Regions from separate parts of the Homo sapiens genome. Here region 1 is linked to region 2. A link is an interaction called in ENCODE POLR2A ChIA-PET data of the cell type or tissue named here. Cell type or tissue: GM12878. All regions are shown on one strand.

Region 1 (5,000 bases), 210 kb after region 2:
TGCTCTCACAATAAAATATTATGTAGTCATTAAAAAGAACAATCTCATGCTATGCGTATTATCATGGAAGGATGTCCCCAAGATCTTGCTGAAATGTTTTAAAAAGTCCCAAGCAGTGTATATATAATTTGAAGCTATTTATATAAAAATATGGGTGTATATGTGTGTAAAAAAGGATGTTTGGGCCGGGCATGGTGGCTCACGCCTGTAATCCCAACACTTTGGGAGGCCAAGGTGGGTGGATCATTTGAGGTCAGGAGTTGGAGACCAGCCTGGCCAACATGGTGAAACCCGTCTCTACTAAAATATATATAAAAAAAAAATTAGCTGGGATGTGGTGGTGGGTGCCTGTAATCCCAGCTACTGGGGAGGCTGAGGCAGGAGAATCACCTGAGCCTGGGAGACAGAGGTTGCAGTGAGTTGAGATCTCCCCAGTGCGCTCCAGCCTGGGCAACAAAGTGAGAATCCGTCTCAAAAAAAAAAAAAAAAAAAAAAAGGATGTTTGCCAAATGTTAATAATGTTAGAAGGAGGGCTTTTTGTGCTGTTTTACTTTCTTCTTGATATTTTTTAGCAATATTTATTTTGCAATGAGCATTTACTAGCTTTATTTTTTTTAACTATTTACCTTGAAAAAATTATGTAAATCTATACTTACTATATAAAATACATTTATTTTGTAGTGAGTGAAAATGAGGGTTACCAAACATATACATAGTATAATATCATGTTCATATGTTATAGTTTTATATATAAATTTACATAGTTTAAGTGTTTATAAACACAAAAATACATATTCACACATTTGATATATATAATGTGCATATAAATTTTACATGTATATATAAAACGTTTTAAAACATTTTTTTAAGATTACTCTTATATTTTGAATAATAATTGTATTTCCATTCTGGGGAAAAGAGTAATATTTTGGAAACCAGATGCAGTGGCTCATTCCTGTAATCCCAGCACTTTGGGAGGCCGAGGCGGGTGGATCACCTGAGGTTAGGAGTTCGAGACCAGCCTGGCCAACGTAACAAAACCCCATCTGTACTAAAAATACAAAAATTAGCCAGGCATGCTGGCGGGCACCTATAATCCCAGCTACTTGGGAGCCTGAGGCAGGAGAATCGCTTGAGCCCGGGAGATGGAGGTTGCAGTGAGCCAAGATTGTGCCACTGCATTCCAGCCTGGTGGACCAAGTGAGAAACTATCTCGAAAAAAAAAAAAAGTAAGATTTTGGGCTAAGTCTTGGAGGGGTAGGGACGGCCAGTCCACGGCAGCCCAGGCTGAGGGCACAGCACGTACCAAAAAGCCACAGCAGAGCAGGGTCACACGTGGCACACGCTGCTCCTGGCACCTGATAGCACCAGTGTTCTGTCCTCCTGGAAACTCTCCTCTTGCTTTTCTGGGTCACTGTTCTCTCTGGGCTGCCCAGTCAGCCAAGCAGGCACCGAGAGGGGCCCTGAGGGATTGAGGCTGTCCCGGATAGGGGCTCCGTAAGGGGGAAGCCAACCTACTTTGCAGTGTTCCTGAGGCTCAGGCCCGTGTGCCACAGTGAGAGGGCGCGAACTCCACGGTCTGTGGACTTGGGTTCAGCTGAGGCACCACCAGCTCCTGGGTGGCCCTCAGCCAAGGCACTTTACCTCCCTGGGACTCAGTGTGTTTATCCAGGGGTATGAACAATAAGAACCTCTGGCCCACAGGCTTAATGAGAGAATTAAATAAGACATGGGAACAGCTCCTTTCAACTGTTTATTACCAGAAGGTGCCCAATAACCAGGCATGGCAAAAGCCCAAAGGCAAAAACACAAAGCCCTGACATTTAACAAGTTGTTTTTTTGCTAAGAAACCAGCGCTGGAGACAAGTACTTGTGATATATCCTCGTGGTTGGATGTGTTGGTCACAAGTTCTAATTACGGAAATGCCCGCTGACAAAAGGGCCTGTTGATGTGAGTCACTATGAGTGGTTTCACTCTCTAGGCCTGGGCTGCTCCTAGGAATCATTTGCAGATACATCTATCTACCTATCTTTTTTCTTTTTTTTAAGATTGGAGTTTTGCTTTTGTTGCCCAGGCTGGAGTGCAATGGCACAATCTCGGCTCACCACAACCTCCCTCTCCTCGGTTCAAGCGATTCTCCTGCCTCAGCCTCCGGAGTAGCTGGGATTACAGGCACCCGCCGCAATGCCCGGCTAATTTTTGTATTTTCCTAGAGACAGGGTTTCACCATGTTGTTGGCCGGGCTGGTCTCCTAGCTATCTTTTTTTTTTTTTTCTTTTTTTTGAGACAGGGTCTCACTCTGTCACCCACTCTTCACTCTGTGAAGTGCAATGGCACCATCAGGGCTCACTTTAGCCTTGACCTTCTGGGCTCAAGCATTCCTTCCGCCTCAGCCCTCTGAGTAGCTAAGACTATAGGTGTGTGCCACCATGCCCAGCTAATTTTTTTATTGTTGTTTTGAATTGTAGTATAGATGTCTCACTATATTAACCAGGCTGGCCTTGAATTCCTGAGCTCAAGCAATCCTCCCACCTCGGCCTCCCAAAGTGCTGGGATTACAGGCATGAGCCACTGCACCCAGCCAATAAGATACATGTTTTTATTAAAATAATGCAGTGATTTTTTTTTTTTTGAGACAAGGTCACATTCCGTTGCCCAGGCTGTGCACTCACTGCAGCCTTGACCTCCTGGGCTCAGGCGATCCTTTCACCCCAGCCTCCATGTAGCTGGGACTACAGGTATGTGCCACCACACCTGGTTAATCTTAATTTTTTTTTTAGAGATGGAGTCTTGCTATGTTGCCCAGGCTGGTCTTGAGCTCCTGGACTCCAGTGATCCACCCGCCTCAGCCTCCCAAAGTGTGCCACCACACCCAGCTAATTTTGTATTTTAAGTAGAAACAGGGGTTCTCCATGTTGGTCAGGCTGGTCTCGAACTCCTGACCTCAGGTGATCTGCCTGCCTCAGCCTCACAAAGTGCTGGGATTACAGGTGTGAGCCACCGAGCCCGAATGCTACTTGTTCTTGTTACACATTTATATGCTGAAGAAATGGAATCTACGATTTGCTGTAGTAGCAATCCAGAAAAACAAAGCGTAGTTGTTGGAATAAAACACGACTTATTGACATTGAGTGTCACCTGGGGGTGACCCAGCACAGCAAGAATGGATCAGCTTAAGCAGGTGTGGTGGCGTGCACCTGTGGTCCTAGCTACTCAGGAGGCTGAGGTGGGAGGATCGCCTGGGCTCAGGAGGTTGAGGCTGCAGTAAGCCAAGATCATGCCACTGCACTCCAGCCTGGGCAACAGAGCAAGACCCTGTCCCAAAAAAAAATAAATAAAAATAATAAAAATAAATTAAAAATAAAAAATAAATAAAAGAATGGACCACCCTTGTAACATCCAAGCTCATAGAGAGAATGATGTAGAAAAACCCCAATGGCTTTGTATTGAATCATCACCCTCAGAGGGCTGGGGACATAGGTTCATAGATCAGCACCTTCACTCCCAGGAGGCAGGGGAAGACAATTTCTCTCTTTTTTTTTTTTTTTTTTTTGAGACATAGTTTCGCTCTTGTCGGCAGGTTAGAGTGCAGTGGTGCGGTATCGGCTCACTGCAACCTCCGCCTCCCAGGTTCGAGTGATTCTCCTGCCTCAGCCTCCCGAGTAGCTGGGATTACAAATGCCCACGACCACGCCCAGCTAATTTTTACGTTTTTAGTAGAGACGGGCTTTCTCCTTGTTGGCTAGGCTGGTCTCGACCTCCTGACCTCAGGTGATTCACTTGCCTCAGCCTCCCAAAGTGCTGGGATTACAGGCGTGAGCCACCACGCCCAGCCAGGAAGCCAATTTATAACAAGCTTTCTTGGTAAACATGGGTAATTAGTTGATGACCCTAATGGTCCCTACCCCTCAAAGTTTGGTGCATCCTCTTTGTCCCAGCCATGTGAGGACACAACATGTAGCTGGCCATCTGGGGACCAGGAAGAGAGCCCTCCCCAGAACCCAACCATGCTGACACTTGACTTTGGACTTCTTAGCCTCTGCTGTGAGTGATGAATGCTTGTTGTGTAATCCACCCAACCTGTGATACTCTGTGGTAGCAGCCCAAGCTGACTAAGACACTTGGCAAGTGCATCTCCACAATAAGATCCAAGCCATCTCAGCCTGGAAGTTGATGCTTCCAGATGGTGTTGAGGAGAATGAACAAAGTTTGTCTCTCTTTTTTTTGAGACAGAGTCTTGCTCTGGCTGGAGTGCAGTGGTGCAATCTCAGCTCACTGAAACCTCCACCCCCTAGGTTCAAACAATTTATCGTGCCTCAGCCTCCCAAGTAGCTGGGATTACAGGCATGCAGCACCACACCCAGCTGATTTTTGTGTTTTTAGTAGAGATGGGGTTTCGCCATGTTGGCCAGGCTGGTCTCGAACTCCTGACTTCAAGCGAACCACCCACTTGTCCTCCCAAAGTGCTGGGATTATAGGCATGATCCAAAACCACACCCAGCCCAAAGGTTTTCCTTTGACCTTTCATTTTCTATTGTTGATCAATCTCTTTTTTTTTTTTTTTTTGAGATAGGGTCTTGTTCTGTCACCCAGGCTCGAGTGCAGCAGTGTGATCACGGTTTATTGTAGCCTCAGACTCCCAGACTCAAGCAATCCTCCTGCTTTAGCCTCCTGAGTAGCTGGGACTAGAGATGCAGGCCACCACACCCAGAAAATTTTTATTTTTTTGTAGAGATGGGGTCTCATTATGTTGCCCAGGCTGCTCTCATACTCCTGGGCTCCAGTGATCCTCCAACCTTGGCCTCTCAAAGCACTGGGATTATAGACGTGAGACATCACGTCCAGCCCTAACCCCCTTTCTGATTGGCACGTTCTTAAGGTACCTTACAAGAGGTTAGAAGTGTTTTTGTAAATATACCTTTTTTTTTTTTTTTTTTTTTTACAAACTTCAGTTGTAATCAAGTCTTGCTAAAGAACACATTCTGATCTCTTAAGGTAA
Region 2 (5,000 bases):
TATGGAATCAAGACAGCTGTATGATGTATTTAGATTTGCATACTTTTACAGTTCTTTTGCAGTCTCCTCCCAGGGGCCCTTGCTATCCAGATGGAGGCTGATTGGCTCGAAGCCTCTGAGGCCAAATCTGTGGTGTTCTAGGGCAGATGCTATAAATATTTTGTAATTGATAAAAGGAGTTATTGCTTATAAAACCTAGAAAAGTAGATGAAATTCAAAGCAACAGACAAGGAGCTGAGTTGAAGGCAAGACCATGGTTCTGCGGGGGCTGAAAACTGATAGTTAAAAAAGCAATCAGCAGCATCGTGCCCACCCCAGAAGCATGCTCTCACACGAACTAAGAGTGCATCCTCGTTCCCTCCCAGTGTTTTCTCTCTGTTTCCCTCTGCGTTTAGTCTTATCTGCAGCCAGCATGAGGGTGACCTGAAATTCAGCTGAGTGAGCCGCAGAGCAGATGGTGCCATCAGAGCTCTTGGGAAAAAAATGCAGATCAGATCAGATGGGCTAGATGTAGATGCTGTTTCTAGGAGAGGCATATGTCAAGGCCCCGCTATCCCAGGGATTGGGTGTGGGGCTGGGAGGGGACACAAGAGGATATCAGAAACCTCTGAACAGAAGGAAGCATAGAACCACGTAGTTCTAACCACGGCATGTGCTGGCAAAAGGCACAGTGATTGGATAAGTCAGAGAATATTTCACAGAGGAACACTCATATTTATCATCAATTTTGAGAACCTGTTAGAATTTTTTTAACCCTCAGTCCCCAGTCTCAGACCTACGACAGAGCCTTAGGTAAAACTGAGAAAGGGCTGGGCACAGTAGCTCATGCTTGTAATCCCAGCACTTTGGGAGGCCGAGGCAGGAGGAGCTCTTGAGCTCAGGAGGTAGACTAACCTGGACAACATAGTGAAACCCGGGTCTCTACAAAAAATACCAAAAAATTAGCCAGGCATGGTGGCGCACACCTGTAGTCCCTGCCACCCGAGAGGCTGGGGTGGGAAAATGGACTGAGCCCCAGAGGTTGAGGCTACAGTGATCTGTAATCCTGCCACTGCACTGCAGCCTGGGTGACAGAACGAGACCCTGTCTGAAAAAAAAAAAATTGAGAAATGTGTTTAAATTTTATTTTTCTGCTTGGTTAACACTGATGACCTTCATCATTCTGAGCCATGGATAGTCTTCCTTGGGGAATAGCAGGGCAGGCTTTTCCCAGGAGCAGAGCCTGCCTCTTTTGTGTGGTATTTTTTGGTACCTTCCCTTCTAGCTGATGTTCCCTGGAATAAAAGGAGCTGGCTGAGACCAGTGGTTCTTGAGCCTCAGTGTGCATCGCAATCACCTGGTATTCGTCTAAAAACTTCCCAAACCAGAATCTCCGGGGAGAGCCCAGGGCTTGCTCCTTGGGCAGCTCCTTGGGCATCCAGGTCTAAGAAACACTGGCCTGAGGGGAGCCAAGTCAGGCATGTGCAGGGGTGGTCGGCAGCTGCTCAGATGTGCGAGGAGCTGCCCAACCAGAAATGCCTTCCTGACACCTCCTCACCAGCACCGATGTCTGCCCTTGTACTGGGCTATGCGTTATATTCCTTTAAACACCCGATACATCAACCCTGTGGCCTGTTTTCACTTAGCTGAGAGCACAGCCATTGGGAAGAGGCTCTGAACCTGACAAGCTTTCATGTGGAGAGGAAGAGAAGGGTCTGGCAGCAGTGGGGAGAGCAAGCACCAGAGAGAGGAGCCCAGGAAGGAACAGTGGGGACGTGGGGCACTGGGGTGTTCAAATGGGGCCGAAGCCCTTCTCCTTTTCCCTTTGCCAGGGCTCAGACAGCGGCCCAAAAGCAGGCCTGGAGGAGAGTCTGAGTAGAAATAAGTTAGAGCTGGTAATTATTCAGAGAGGGGTAAAACCTAAGATTTGGTGATGGAGAGAAAGCAAAGAAACCCATTTTTATATAGGAGGGAGACCTGTGCTATAAACACTGAAAGGCAGCCTGTTAGATGGCAGTGGAAACTACAGAAGGCACATGAAATTGTCTTACATGGCACAGGGGGTCTGATCAGAAAGTGTTCAGAAGTCCTGTTGAACGCGGTGGCTCAGGCCTATCATCCCAGCACTTTGGGAGGCCGAGGCGGGCAGATCACCTGAGGTCGGGAGTTCGAGACCAGCCTGATCAACATGGTGAAACCCCGTCTCTACTAAAAATACAAAATTAGCCAGGTGTGGTGGTGCATGCATGTAATCCCAGCTACTCAGGAGGCTGATGCAGGAGAATTGTTTGAACCCTGGAGGCAGAGGTTGCAGTGAGCTGAGATTGCGCCACTGCACTCCAGTCTGGGTGACAGAGTGAGACTCCTTCTCAAAAAAAAAAAAAAAAAAAAAAAGTGTTCAGGATCCCTGTTCTAAGGAAAGAAGGAGAAGGAAGAGAGGGAGGGAGGAATGGAGGGAGGGAAGAAGGAAGGAGAGAAGTAAAAACAATCTTAATTTCTAATAAAATTTCTTAAGATCTTGCATTTTATGCTTGTGTTCAGGTGGATGATTACATGTGTATGTGTGTACATCCATAAACACAATCTTCAAAATGCATCATCAAAATTCTGCTTTAGGCTTAGAATCAAGTTAGGACTCATATGAAAGATGAATGATTTGGATTTGGTCAGGGTCTTTGTAAGGAACGGTTCGGTAGACTGATAAGTCTGTGTGATTACAGAGGCTGCTGGTTTGCCTAGAAGAGTCCATTTATATTCACAACATTAAAGACATGAAGCTGTTGAAGACCCTCCTGGATATTCCTGCAAACCCAACAGGTGAGCTCCAAAAATGGAACAAATGTCCCTGAAATTTCATGTCCTGGTGCTTCTTTCCCAAGCTTTATTTTCCTCCAAATTGCGAACGTGAAGCAGTGTTTGCTTTTTGAGTCTTAGTGAGGTTTATCTCGAAGCTTTGTCTTAATGGCGGCAGATTCAAATTATGTCAGGCTGTGTGTCCTGCAGGGGGGCTGTGTGCCCTTCATTGCAGTCCAAGAATAACAACACCCTTTGTCTGGGACCCATATCAGCAAATGTGTCAAGGCACGTAAGGTAGACATGTAAAAGATTTCAAGCATCTGCTGTTGAAAAGTGTTTACCCCTAATTGTTTTTTGTGGTTCGTTCAGTACAGAGTAGGCGTGATAATTAGAAGCAGGTTTCAACTTGGCGTGTCTGCATGGCCAGCAAAAAGACAATCTGAACCATAAAGAATATGTTTTATTACATGACAAAGAAATCTCTCTACTTCGACGATATGCTAGGATATTAAACCTTACTGAATTCTCGGGATTTAACACTATTTAATACATTCCTGGTGTATAAGAAGAGGAATGGTTTGGATTTGTTATATTGAAATAGCAGATGACATTATATGAATTCATCAAGCTAGGAGTAAACAAGAAAGAATTCCTTCATTGTGTGGTGGGGTGAGGAGTCAGCACACTGGAACAACTTGTACATTTAATGACTCCAGATTAATATTTGCAGATTATATTTCAGTTTGGTATCATTGAACAACTGCTTCTATTATATTTCAGTTTAGTATCATTGAACAACTGCTTCTATTTGCTGTTTCTGAGTTATTTGGCTTTCACTGAATTTCAAGATCTATCTGGGTGCCATCCAAGTCACCTAGACTTTTTGAACCTTGGTTCCCTTATGAATAATACCCATCTCCCAGGGTTGGCTGAGAATTAAACAAGGTAATGTTTGTGAAAGTGACCAGCACAGGAACTGCCATGCATGAAATACTTCTGATGCCTTCTCTTCATTCCAATTCTATAAATGGCCCTTGGCTGTTGATTTCAGTGCTTTCACATTTCAGCTATGGCAAAAGGATATTTTAAAAGAACAAAGCTAGCCGGGTGCGGTGGCTCACACCTATAATCGCAGCACATTGGGAGGCCGAGGCGGGTGGATCACCTGAGGTTAGGAGTTCAAGACCAGCCTGACCAACATGAAGAAACCCTGTCTCTACCAAAAAAATACAAAAATTAGCTGAGCATGGTGGCGAGTGCCTGTAATCCCAGCTACTTGGGAGGTTGAGACAGGAAAATTACTTGAACCCAGGAGGCGGAGGCTTCAGTGAGCTGAGATCGCACCACTGCACTCCAGCCTGGGCAACAGATCGAGACTCTGTCTCAAAAAACAATGAATAAATTAAAAATAAATAAATAAATAAAAGAACAAAGCCATTGAGGCTGTTAGGGAGTTCTGTGAGATAATGACTTTGAAGCACATTTTCTGAAATGGAAGACGGTACGTGAAGAAGCTGTGGGTGGTAAGTTTTTCCCTTAGAAATGAGAGGCTGAAATCATCTGGACAAGTATCTATTGCAGACATTCTTTGTGCTTGGCACCATAGTAGGCACCATTAGGCAACCTCATACCAGGAGCCCAAAATCTAGTTGTCACGAGTTCCCTTCAACAGTCTGTCTGAGGTGGTCTGAGACAGGTGCGCCAGCAGCCTTTGGCAGGGGTGGAACCATGTTTAACTCTGGGGTGCGGACACAGTTGAAGGGAGCATGTGCTCTTCTGATCAGGAATGAGAGGCCCCTGAATCTGCATAGAGCTTGAGGCTGGCAGGGCCTGAGCTGGGCCTTCAGGGATTTGGGGAGGGACATCGGGCATGCAGAAAGCTAGAAGCTGCCTGTGGCTCTCAGTTTCTCTGAAGAGAGGGGAGTGGACAGTAAATGCCACTTACTCCTCACACCTGTTGCACACTTGACCCCCAGAGGACAGGGTTGCTTCAGGACTGAGCACCCTCCCTTGCAAACAGATGTTTCTCCTTTTTTTTTTTTTTTTTTTGAGACACAGTCTCACTCTGTTGCCCAGGCTGGAGTGAGGTGGTGCAATCTCAGCTCACTGCAACCTTCGCCTCCCGGATTCAAGTGATTCTCATTCCTCAGCCTCCTGAGTAGCTGGGACTACAGGTGCCTACCACCACACCCAGCTAATTTTTTGTATTTTTAGTAGAGATAGGA

Evidence for each region. ChIA-PET counts read pairs that join two places held together with the same protein. Peaks named below come from ENCODE experiments on the same cell type or tissue, not always from the same donor. Only the 100,000 strongest peaks of a DNase experiment are listed, where the experiment ranks them.
Region 1: POLR2A ChIA-PET joins it to region 2 with 12 read pairs; 24 of 35 experiments call an interaction of 5 or more read pairs at or near these places.

What each region holds. Positions count from the first base shown.
Region 1 is chr17:68,232,063-68,237,062 of GRCh38, reverse strand. It overlaps a transcript of AMZ2 not described here. Among named protein-coding and RNA genes, the nearest start is that of AMZ2, 13 kb to the left of the region's middle. RefSeq lists an enhancer at 1,356-1,415. In GM12878, no CTCF peak of the experiment used is centred here; a DNase peak (open chromatin) is centred at 1,944; H3K27ac peaks cover 1,307 bases.
Region 2 is chr17:68,442,289-68,447,288 of GRCh38, reverse strand. It overlaps WIPI1 (WD repeat domain, phosphoinositide interacting 1), which reads left to right. Exons shown (of 13, transcript NM_017983.7): 4 at 2,700-2,796. It also overlaps a transcript of ARSG not described here and a transcript of PRKAR1A not described here. Among named protein-coding and RNA genes, the nearest start is that of WIPI1, 13 kb to the left of the region's middle. In GM12878, no CTCF peak of the experiment used is centred here; no DNase peak of the experiment used is centred here.